Linked DNA regions of Homo sapiens: region 1 is linked to region 2. The links are chromatin loops, found by intact Hi-C in ENCODE. Cell type or tissue: PC-9. All regions are shown on one strand. Each heading gives the region's core, and the rest is flanking DNA. Links, peaks and the distances in the headings are about the cores only. Region 1 has its middle 63 kb from the start of LINC02178. Region 2 holds the start of LINC02178 (long intergenic non-protein coding RNA 2178).

Region 1 (5,372 bases), core at 84-5,083, 60 kb after region 2:
GGCCTCCCAAAGTGCTGGGATTACAGGCGTGAGCCACTGCGACTGGCCAGGTTCTCTCTTTACAAGGAGCCAGAAGACAGCCTGAGAATGGGGCCATTTCAGCATCCAAAGGTGGACAAGGCTGGGGATCGGTCTTAGCGCTGAGCAGAGGGGGAAAAGACCCCTCCCTCCACCTTGTGGGGATCTTGGGGAGCATGACGAAGCTGGCCCCTACACAGAAAATTTTCTTTGCTCTCTACTTTAGGAAACACTGGCTGCAGTTATTGAGAACAGGAACCCTGTCCCTTTCCCCTTGGGTGTAACAAGTGTGACTGGCACTCAGCTCTGAAGGCTGACCCTTTGGCCCCCTGCTACAACCTCTGTGGCTCTTTCTGGAGGCTTTGTTTGGCTGCTGGGACTTGCATAGCAAAAGTATGGAAGAGCCAACATCCCTGGGATCAGACTTCAACCAATGCCTGACAGCATCCCTACCCCTTGGTGGGACAACTCTCTTACAGTCCCCAGTGAGCCTCAGCCCCAGGGGCCCGCAGCGGTGACCTGCTCGTCCATGCACCCCGACTGGCTCCCTTCCCTCCCCCCATCTCTTGCCTCTTGCCAGTGCTTCCTAGAACCACCTCCCAGATAAACTCCCAGTTTTCAAATCCTTGTCTCAGGATGTGGTTCTGGGGAGCCTGGCCTCAGGCAATAGAGGTAGCAGAACTAAAACAATTATGGGCTGGGCAGTCTGATCTTCACGAGCCACTGCACAGTCTGAGGTGAGAATACTCCATTATACTGCCCTGCCCTGGGGCACCAGCAAATCTGGCCAACTTCTCCCTGGCGCAGGGCCTTCTATTTATTTTTTCAATTTGATTTTCTTGTATTTTTCACACCATAAAACGTAGAACTGTGGCTTGGGTTTCACAGTTTACTAGCTGATTCCATGTGCTTTTGACAGTTCTGATGTGTTTTTGACTGTCGCTATATATATATGTGTGTGTGTGTGTGTGTGTGTGTGTGTGTGTGTGTGTTCCCTTGAAGCTACACTTCCTCATGCTCCCCATTCCCCAGCCCAAGAAGCCTCTGTGAGAGCCAGGGGAGTGGCTCCGAGGAGAGGAGATGAGAAGGCAGAGGAGCTGGGAAGGTCCCCAGGTCTCCTCTCACAAAAACTGGGCTCACCTCCTCCAACCAGAATCTGCAGCCACATCGCGCTACTGTGACAAGGGGATGAGTTTGCTAAGTTGTCACTTGGTGGATGGATACCTGCCAGCAAATTCGACTGTGATTATGACGGAGTCATGTTGCAGCTGTGTAAATTTGGTTTCTGGTGGTTTGTCTGGAAGATGGTCCCAGGAAACGCCAGCAAAGGCATAGGTTGGTGAGATGGGGAAAGGAAGGCAGGCAATACCAGGCATGTTGTCCATCCAGGTGCCCATGTGGACAGCTGGAATGCAATCTTGCTGTGGAATCTGGGAAGCAGTGTGGAAGACATACTTCTGAGTTCTCCCACCTCACCAAGCAGGAGGGATCTGGGGTATTTAGACACAAGTTTGAGGGCTGCTCCCAGGGAGTGTTAATTTTCTAGCAGCTTGGGGCTCTGGCCATCAGAGAAGCCCTCGGGTAGAGAGATGTGGATGTTGGAGGGAGAAAGCCCAGACATCTGGGGAGGATGCCACCAGCACCTGCTCCACTCCTTTCTGGAAGCTCTCCACAGCTCATGCAGTCCTCAGTCTTGACCTTCCAGGCCCTTCACCACTGGTTATCCACCCACGTGCCAGCCTCGCCTCTCACCCCACAAACCATCTTCAGTGTGGGCTCCTCAGGCATCCCTTTCCCTTTCTGGAATCCTAACCTCATCCTCTCCATCTTTCTGAGTCAGCCTTCACTGATCAGCCCTGGTTCCTCTTCCTTTCTCTAGCTCTCGCATCCAGAAGGCTCTGGGAGCTCAGATTCTCAGTAACATCAACTTTGTCCATAACTCGGGCTGGATGCCATTGGTGTTCTCACTCCCAGAACATGACTTGTTTCTTACCCAGCTCTGATTCTCAGTGCCACAACAGAGTCTCACACAGCAGGTGCTCAATAAATGCCTATCATTATTGCTGATGATATGCTGATGGTAGCAAAGATGGCGAGGCCTCCAAAGAGCAGGTGATGGGTCTTGCACCTTAGCTAACTGCTCTGTTTCTTTTTCTTTTTTAAATTTTCATTTGTTTGGATTTAAACAAATGATCTCACTCTGTTGCCTAAGCTGGAGAGCAGTGGCGCAATCACAGGTCACTGCAAGCCTTGACCTCCTGGGCTCAAGTGATCCTCCCAGCTCAGCCTCCCAGGTAGCTGGGACTACAGGTGTGCACTCCCACACCTGGCTAATTTTTGTATTTTTAGTAGAGATGGGGTATTGCCATGTTGCTCAGGCTGGTCTTGAACTCCTAGGCTCAAGCAAGCTGCCCATCTTGGCCTCCCAAAGTCGGTTTCTTCTTGACAAGTCACTCGGTTTCTCTGAATCTGCTTTCCTGTTTTCACTAAGTGGTTCTTTTTCCTCCTGGGCACCACAGCTAAACCACACTTCCCTGCCTGCCATGTGACTGGCAACAAAATTTGGGCCGAAGGGAATCCCCACCCCAGGCTTGTCCTGGAAAACCATCTCAGGCACGACCCTTTATTGTCCTTTTCTGTGAGACTAAAGACAGAAGGAGCATGGCCCTTGAGTCACCACTGAAGAAAAGCCGCCCCAGGGAGCCCCACCCACAGACACTACCCTTATAGGCTACTGGGTGAACAGGAAATAAACTTTTATTGTTTTAAGCCACTGAAGTTTTAGGATGATTAGAGCATTCTGTCTAATCTGATGAATGTGGAAGTCTTTAAAGTGAGAATATCAACATCGGTGGGCTGTCACCAAGATTAATGACAGAAACTGTTTAAAAGATGCTCAGTGAGTGTTCCTTCTCTTCCTCTCTAGAAAACTATAAGACACTCCAGTCTTTAAGAATGATGTCCACAGCACACTCAGCTTGCTCTGAAACGTAGTGTCTGGGAATGTCGTGCAGCTCTTTAATTCAAAGTAGATCCTTATGGACCATGCAGCAGACTTGGCTGTGAACCATCCATCTCTATAGATGGGGGTGCTGGAATCATCAGAGGCATTCGAACCAGAGCGACTCCATCTTGAATAGAGGCTGGGAGAAAATAAGGCTGAGACCTACTGGGCTGCATTCCCAGGAGGTGAGGCATTCTAAGTCACAGGATGAGATGGGAGGTCGGCACAAGGTACAGGTCACAAAGAACCTTTCTGATAAAACAGGAGGCAGTAAAGAAGCTGGCCAAAACCAAGATGGCCACAAAAGTGACTTCTGGTTTTCCTCACTGCTCACTATACCCTAATTACAATGCATTAGCATGCTAAAAGGCACCCCTACTAGCACCATGACAGTTTACAAATGTCACGGCAATGCCAGGAAGTTGCCCTATATGGTCTAAAAGGGGAAGGAACCCTTAGTTCAGGGAATTGCCCGCCCCTTTCCTGGGAAACTCATGAATAATCCACCCCTTGTTTAGTATGTAATCAAGAAATAACTACAAGTATAATCAGTGAACAGCCCAAGCCACTGCTCTGCCTACGGAGTAGCCATTCTTTGATTCCTTTACTTTCTTAATAAACTTGCATAGACTTTACTTATGGACTTGCCCTGAATTCTTTCTTGTGCGAGGTCCAAGAATCCTCTCTTGGGGTCTGGATCGGGATCCCTTTCCAGTAACAGAATGGTCACTGTGCCTATCTGGATGTTGGTTACTGCATCGGTGACATCTCTGCTCATCTGCCACCTGGCTTGCTCTTTCTCCTGCCTCCAATCTGCGCTCGAGAATGCCAAGGCATAATCATGACATTAACCACAAACAACTTCTTGAGCACTTACTAAGTGTCAGTCATTGCACGGAGCACTACATGCATTTCGTCACTGAATCTTCTCTAAGTGGGTCCTCTTGTTATCTCTATTCTAAAGAGAGACTTAGAGAGGTTTGCCAACTTACACAACACATAAGAGGCAAGGATGGTGGTTGGGCCAGCAGCTGCAGGTAGGCTGGATAATTTGTTTGATAAAAGATGCAGGTGTTCCTTTTTCAACTAGCCAGCCAGGTGCCGACCACATCAACCAGGCTCGACCCTGACATTTTTATCCCTTGGCTTGGGCTGGAGCCCGCTCTCATCTGCCTTTAGGACAAGAAAGCCCCCTCCAGCCCCCTTCAGCATTCATCCTGAAGTCTGGCCACCCTCCCTGTCGCCGTGCCGGTGGCTGGGAGCTTTCATTTGAGTGGAATTTAGCCGAGGACTTTTGTAGCACTTCATTTACATGTATGCCAACAAGCTGAGATGTGCGGCAACCTTGGAACACTTTCAAAGGCGGGAATAATTCCTCTGAAATAGGTCTTCCGAAAGCTTTATCTTGTCCTTTCTCTTTTTGTTAATCTTGGAGCCCCTTAGCATGTCAAAGCAATTTTTCTAATGTCACTTCTCCTAGACATTAGCATGAAAGGGCTTTAAGAGATGATTTGAGAAAGAATAAATGTTGAATGAGCATTTATTATAGAGTCGTTTATGCTACATTTGCATTTTGACTCTATTTCTGCCATGCAGGATGGAGAAGCAGGCTGATTTGAAAGTCAATGGTGTCTAAACAGGCGACGCTACAACACTGTTTACACTCAGCTGTTTCCTCCACGAATTCATTTACAAAAAAAGATTTCATTAGGCTGATTTGTTTGCGGGAATGAGATTAAGCCAAATTTGCGTGCCTTAACACAGAGATGGAATTGACCCAGTCGTCAGGAGGCCGTGGGGCGAAGGCAGGGGAGTCTCATTCTGAGTCCCAATTTCTTTCTGAGCACCTCTAAGGAAATTAATTAATGGTGTCTGCCTCCTTCAGGAAGCTGGCCTGCCGCGTGTGCCATAATGTGCAGTGGTCAAGAGCCCAGCCTGTGAGCAGGGGCTGCTTGGGTTTGGCTCTAGCCTCGGCCACTTCTCTTTGTCTTGCAGTGTTAAATGGTGAATAGATAGAATGTGTCTAGTACAATGCCTGGCACGCAGTAGTCACTTTTAGCTGTTAGTCATATTTTCATTGCTTTTTGGCCTGTGAGACTTAGCCAGGGTTCCAGAGAGATGACCCGGAAGCCCTTGCTTTGGAGCAAGTATAGACTTTTCCATCTTTTCTCCTGGAGCAAGCTCATTCTATGGGTCCCAGACACAGGCAGGTGGATGTAAGTGGGTTCTGGAGCTATGGGTGTCTTAGGGATTGCTTCGGGCTCTGTGTGTATGAAAGAAACGGAGAGAGATCAGCTTCAAAAGCCAGAAGCCTGCGTCCCCAGCCCATGCTCCTCCCAGTCCTGGGTAA
Region 2 (5,372 bases), core at 200-5,199:
CTTCTTTCTTTCTTTCCCCTTTTCTCTCTTTCTTTCTCTCTCTCTCTCTCTCCCCTTCCTTTCCCTTCCCTTCCCTTCTTTCCCCTCCCCTCCCCTCCCCTTCCTTCTCCTTTTTTTCTTGTCTTCTGGCAACAGACCCTTCTTTCCCAGGGGTGCCCAGTCCGTGTAGTTCTGAGGGTGGGGCTGAGCCTGCCATGCATGTGCTGCACAGATCTGACCAGTCAGAGAACTGTATTCCTTGGGCCACAGTGATTGGCTCAGGGACAATCATGTGACACAAGGCAGCCAGAGTTCTCCCCAGAATTTTGCTGCCCTAGTGTTAGCGAAGACAGCTTTCCATCCTCTGAGATCCCCAGTTCTAAGGGTGTTGTAAGCTGGAGTCACTAGAAGCCCACCTTCTCCAGCTACATGAAGGAAGCTATCAACAGTAGAAGAAAATGAGGCCATTATGTCAAAAAAGGCAGAAATAAGACATGGAGTGGGGGTGGTGGGGGGAGAGAGAGAAAGAGAGAGAGAGAGAGAGAGAAATGTGATACCTTAATTACCTACCTTAAGTGTAGCCATGCCTACAACTCTCGTGCTGTATGTGCTTCTGACTGAGTCAATTACCTTTGCTTTTATAAAGATCCGAGTTTGGTTTCTTGCAATCAAAAGAGTCCTGATCAATATGGAAGCTGACTTGGTTACCAAGGGTGCCTGCTGTTGTGTTGACATCACCCTCACTCATAGGGGCTCAGTCTCTTTCATAGATGAACTGCACCATGAGAAAAGGGCTGAGGACCAGGTGGTGAAGGGGCAGGAGTATTTGCCTTGGAGGATTGGAGCTGGTGTGCATTCAGCAGAAATGAGCCTTCCTTGGAGTAGTAGCCATCCAGCTGGGCTTGATTTCAGGGACTTGGAGAAGTGGAGGTGGGAGTTGGTGAGCATTCCAGAAGAAGGGCACAGCATGAGGGAAAGGCTTAAAGTAGAGGAAATGTAAGGTGTATTGAAAGAACAGCAGCTAGTCTTGATTGGCTGAATTGTCAGGCAAATGAGTGATGGAAAGCTGAAGGTGATGAGGCTGGAGAATTATGCTGGAGTCAGAGCATGGACTACAGGAGAGTCAGAGCATGGAGGTTTTGAGTTTCAGGTCTAGGATCTTGGATTTTGTGGCCTAGACAATAGGGAACCATGCAAGTGTTTTGTTTTGTTTTTTTTTGGTGGAAGTTGAAAGATTCAGAGCTGTGTAGTAGATTGTTAAAATGGGGAGGTGAGGCTGGGCCTATAGTCCCAACACTTTTGAAGGCCGAGGCGGGAGGATTGCTTGAGGCCAGAAGTTTGAAACCAGCCTGAGTAACATAGCCAGACCCTGTCTCTAGAAAAGAAAAATAAAAAAATTAGTTAGACTACAGTTTTATCTGTAGTCTGGCACTACAGATAAAAAATTAGTATCTGTAGTCCCAGATACACAGCAGGCTGAGGTGGGAGGATTGCTTGAGCCCAGGACTCCAATGCTACAGTAAGCCGTGATCGTGCCATTGCACTCCAGCCTGGGCTACAGAGTGAGATCTTGTCTCTAAAGGGACACTTCCGGCAGGAAGTGAATCTGGACCTTCTAGGGCCCAAAGTGGCAGAATGAAGTCACACAGGCAAAAACAGAGTCAGAGATAGAGAAGTGAGACCAAGTCCTGAGGCCATGATTGGAGCCCCTGAATCAGACACACCCTAGCCATTTCAGGTACCTGGGACTATGAAATTGAATTGAGTTTTCTATAACCTGCACACAAGAGTCCTGAGCGTATGCAGCTGCAGCAGCAAGTAAGCAACTGACTAGCTCTGTGTGGGCCTGCGTGCTCTCAGAGGAAAGGGAGGAGCAAAAAAGGAAGCAGTGGGCAGGTCCTGAGTACCTGAGAGGTTGGTGATACAGCTAGCAGGGACTGGGCTTATGGGAGAAGAAGCCATTTTTGTGGGGAAGTGCAGAATCTGAAATATCGGCATGAACCAAAGGTGGCTGGCCATTTCTCCACCGTCAGGAGAAAGAAGTGCATTCCAAGACATTTTGTTGAGGACTCGGCCAACTAGCAGAACCCATCCTGGGCCAGAGTTGGCTTCACTCAGTGGAGCCTAGGCATAGAGCAGGACCAGACACTGGCTCTGAGGCCCATGGTTTACCGACTGTATTAGTCAGGGTTCCCTAGAAGGACAGAACTAATAGGATAGATGTATATATGAAAGGGAGTTTATTAAGGAGTATTGACTCACACGATCACAAGGTGAAGTCCCACAGTAGGCTATCTGCAAGCTGAGGAGCAAGGAAGCCAGTCCAAGTCCCAAAACCTCAAAAATAGGGAAGCCGACAGGGCAGCCTTCAGTCTGTGGCTGAAGGCCCTAGAGCCCCTGGCGAACCACTGGTGTAAATCCAAGAGTCCAAAAGCTGAAGAACTTGGAGTCCAATGTTTGAGGGCAGGAAGCACCCAGCACGGGAGAAAGATGGCCGGAAGACTCAGCCAGTCTAGCATTTCCACATTCTTCTGCTTGATTTTATTCTAGCCACACTGGCAGCTGATTAGACCCACCCAGATTGAGGGTGGGTCTGCCTCTCCCAATCCACTGACTCAAATGTTAATCTCCTTTGGCAACACCCTCACAGACACACCCAGGAACAAAACTTTTCATCCTTCAATCTGATCGAGTTGACACTCAATATTAACCATCAGGCCGACTATTCATCAATCAGCATTGTGGCAATGTTCAGCAATGTTTTTCTTTCTGCTTTGCGCAGAGTTCTCTGGGAAGTTAAAGGAACTAGAAACTTTCTTCCTCATAACCGACTGGTAAGGTGAGTTGAGGATTGAGCAGGCTGAGGAGCAGAGTTTACACCCTGCCTCTGCTATACTCTGTCTTCGTGCTCTTGGGCAAATTACTTAGTTGCTTGAAAGATGAATCAGAGATTACCAGGTGGAGGTGATTCAGGGAGCATTCAGGCAGGAGGACTGGCCAGTGGCTAAGGGAAGAGAAGCCCCAGGGGGTGGTGGGTGAGTCATGGGCTCTGATGTCAGTTGGATCTGGGTTCTCATACTGGTTCAAGTGCATGCCCTTAAAACAAGTCCTTCAGCCTCTCTCTCTCAGCTTGCTCACCTAAAAAGTGGACCCAATGATCTCTATCTTGTAAGGTTGATATGAAGATTACTGGAGTAACTTTCCTATAAAGTGCCTGGCACATAATTGATGTTGCATAAATGATTGATTTGGGCCAGGCGTGGTGGCTCATGCCTGTGATCCCAGCACTTTGGGATATCACTTAAGGCCAGAAGTTCGAGACCAGACTTGGGAACTTAGTGAGACCCCCCATCTCAATTAAAAATATTTTAAAGAATGATTGTTTTGCCATTATAAGCCATCTGCAAGCTGAGGAGCAAGGAAGCCAGTCCGAGTCCCAAAACCTCAAAAGAAGGGAAGCCAACAGTGCAGCCTTCAGTCTGTGGCCGAAGGCCTGAGAACCCCTGGCAAACCGCTGGTGTAGATACAAGAGTCCAAAAGCTGAAGAACTTGGAGTCCGATGCTTGAGGACAGGAAGCATTATTTTTTAGTGATTTATTCTGATTCCTCAAGGCACAAAGGCAGTGGAGAAACATGGAGGTGGGTGTATTCATCTGTCTTTATTCAGTTGCACATAAAGGAAACCCAAATAAAACTGGCTTTAGAAGAAACAAAAGGAAGTGGTTGACTCACGTAAGAGTCAAGTACAGAGGTATTAATGGATTTCAGGCATGGCTAGATCTAGGGGCTCAAATAATATCACCAGGATACTGCCTATCTCTCCATCATTTGGCTCTGTTTTCTGTGGCATAGGCTCCTCTCAATGGTGTGCTAGAGCAAATTGTAAAACATTCAGGAATTTTGGGCACCAGTTGGTCATCGTTGGTAGCATGAAACTGGCCATGGTCGGAGTATTTGTATCATGGAAATTGGCAAATGCTATAAATAAGCGCTTTTTTTCTTTTTTTTTTTTGGTGGGAGGAGAGCTTGTTTACCAACACATGACTGCTCCATTCTCAAAAGTCTCTTCCCCTGCCATGGGAAGAAGGCAGCCCGCAGCTACTGGTTGACATCCCACCACCTAGGCTACCACAGTGGAAAGTGAGTATCTCTTTCCCAGAAGTTCCAGGAAATGTCCCAGAGTTGGGTCTCATTGGCCTGGCTTGGATCTCATGCCCATTCGTGACATAGCAACTGAGGCCAGGGTGTGGAGTGTACTGACTGTCTTGTGTCCCTTCTGGAACTGTGAGATGGGGTCAGCTCCACCTGAACCGTGTGGAGTGAGAGTGGGTATAGATGGTTCCCTTTACTGTCACGAGCAACCACAGACCCTGGTGGCACACAAAACAGGAAATGTTTATTGTTCACACATCTGCAGGTTGGCTGGAGGGTCTGCTCCAGGCTGGGCTTGTCTGGGGTAGTTAGTGGGGACAGCTCTGCTCTTCTCTCTCCTTCTCCTTCGGGGACCAACTGACCAACCCAGATTGTTCACCTTCTGGTGACAGCAGAGTCACAACACAGCAAGAAGGAACAGCGATGTACTTGCAAGGCCTAGGGATAGACTAGCACACCGTTACTTCCGCCTCATTCCGTTGACCAAAGCACGTTACAAGACTGAGGCTGGGATATAAACTTTGCTTCTTCTTCTCCTTGTTTTTTTTTTTTTTTGTTTTGTTTTTTGTTTTTTTTTTTTTTGAGGTGGAGTCTCGCTCTGTCACCCAGGCTGTAGTGCAGTGGCGCGATCTTGGCTCACTGCAACCTCTGCCTCCCAGGTTCAAGGGATTCTCCTGCCTCAGCCTCCCTGCTAGCTGGGATTATGGGATTACAGGGCCCTGCCACCACACCCAGCTAATTTATTTTTTCTTTTTAGTAGAAACAGGGTTTCGTCATGTTGGTCAGGCTGGTCTCAAACTCCTGACCTCAAGTGATCCTTCTGCGTTGCCTCCCAAAGTGCTGGTATTACAGGCATGAGCCACTGTGCCCAGCCAAATTTTGCTTCTTTAGTGAGATAGACTGTAATGACAGATGGTGGAGGGAATAGATGTGGAGACGGGAGAAAAATTGCAAATATTGCAACTTACCACCTTCCTTAAGGAAGATCAGGGCACTGCCAAAAGTAGAGAGGGCTGGAGGATAGGGGGATATAAGCCATAGATGTTCCCTGAGGGTATTAGGAAGGGTGGGGGGACTCTGATGTGGCTGTGGCCTGGGTGTGGGAGGGATAAGGGTAAGAGGGGAGGCCAAAAGGAGTATAAGGTAAGGATGAGCCTGGGCCCCGGCACACCACCCTCGTGGGCTGGGTGACTGCACCTCATCTCCAGGCTCAGGGGAGCTGTCTTAACTTTTTCTTTTTC

What was found. Peaks named below come from ENCODE experiments on the same cell type or tissue, not always from the same donor. Only the 100,000 strongest peaks of a DNase experiment are listed, where the experiment ranks them.
Region 1: it touches region 2 in a loop (15-fold over the local background); 4 of 110 quality-filtered maps call a loop at or near these places.

The regions. Positions count from the first base shown.
Region 1 is chr16:50,454,948-50,460,319 of GRCh38, forward strand. No RefSeq gene overlaps it. Among named protein-coding and RNA genes, the nearest start is that of LINC02178, 63 kb to the left of the region's middle. RefSeq lists an enhancer at 1-85. In PC-9, for the core only: no CTCF peak of the experiment used is centred there; DNase peaks (open chromatin) are centred at 2,684 and 3,244; H3K27ac peaks cover 2,524 bases.
Region 2 is chr16:50,394,386-50,399,757 of GRCh38, forward strand. It overlaps LINC02178 (long intergenic non-protein coding RNA 2178), which reads right to left and starts at 748. Exons shown (of 2, transcript NR_146572.1): 1 at 550-748. RefSeq lists enhancers at 1,793-1,922, 2,543-3,742. In PC-9, for the core only: no CTCF peak of the experiment used is centred there; DNase peaks (open chromatin) are centred at 1,846 and 2,976; H3K4me3 peaks cover 2,248 bases; H3K27ac peaks cover 3,427 bases.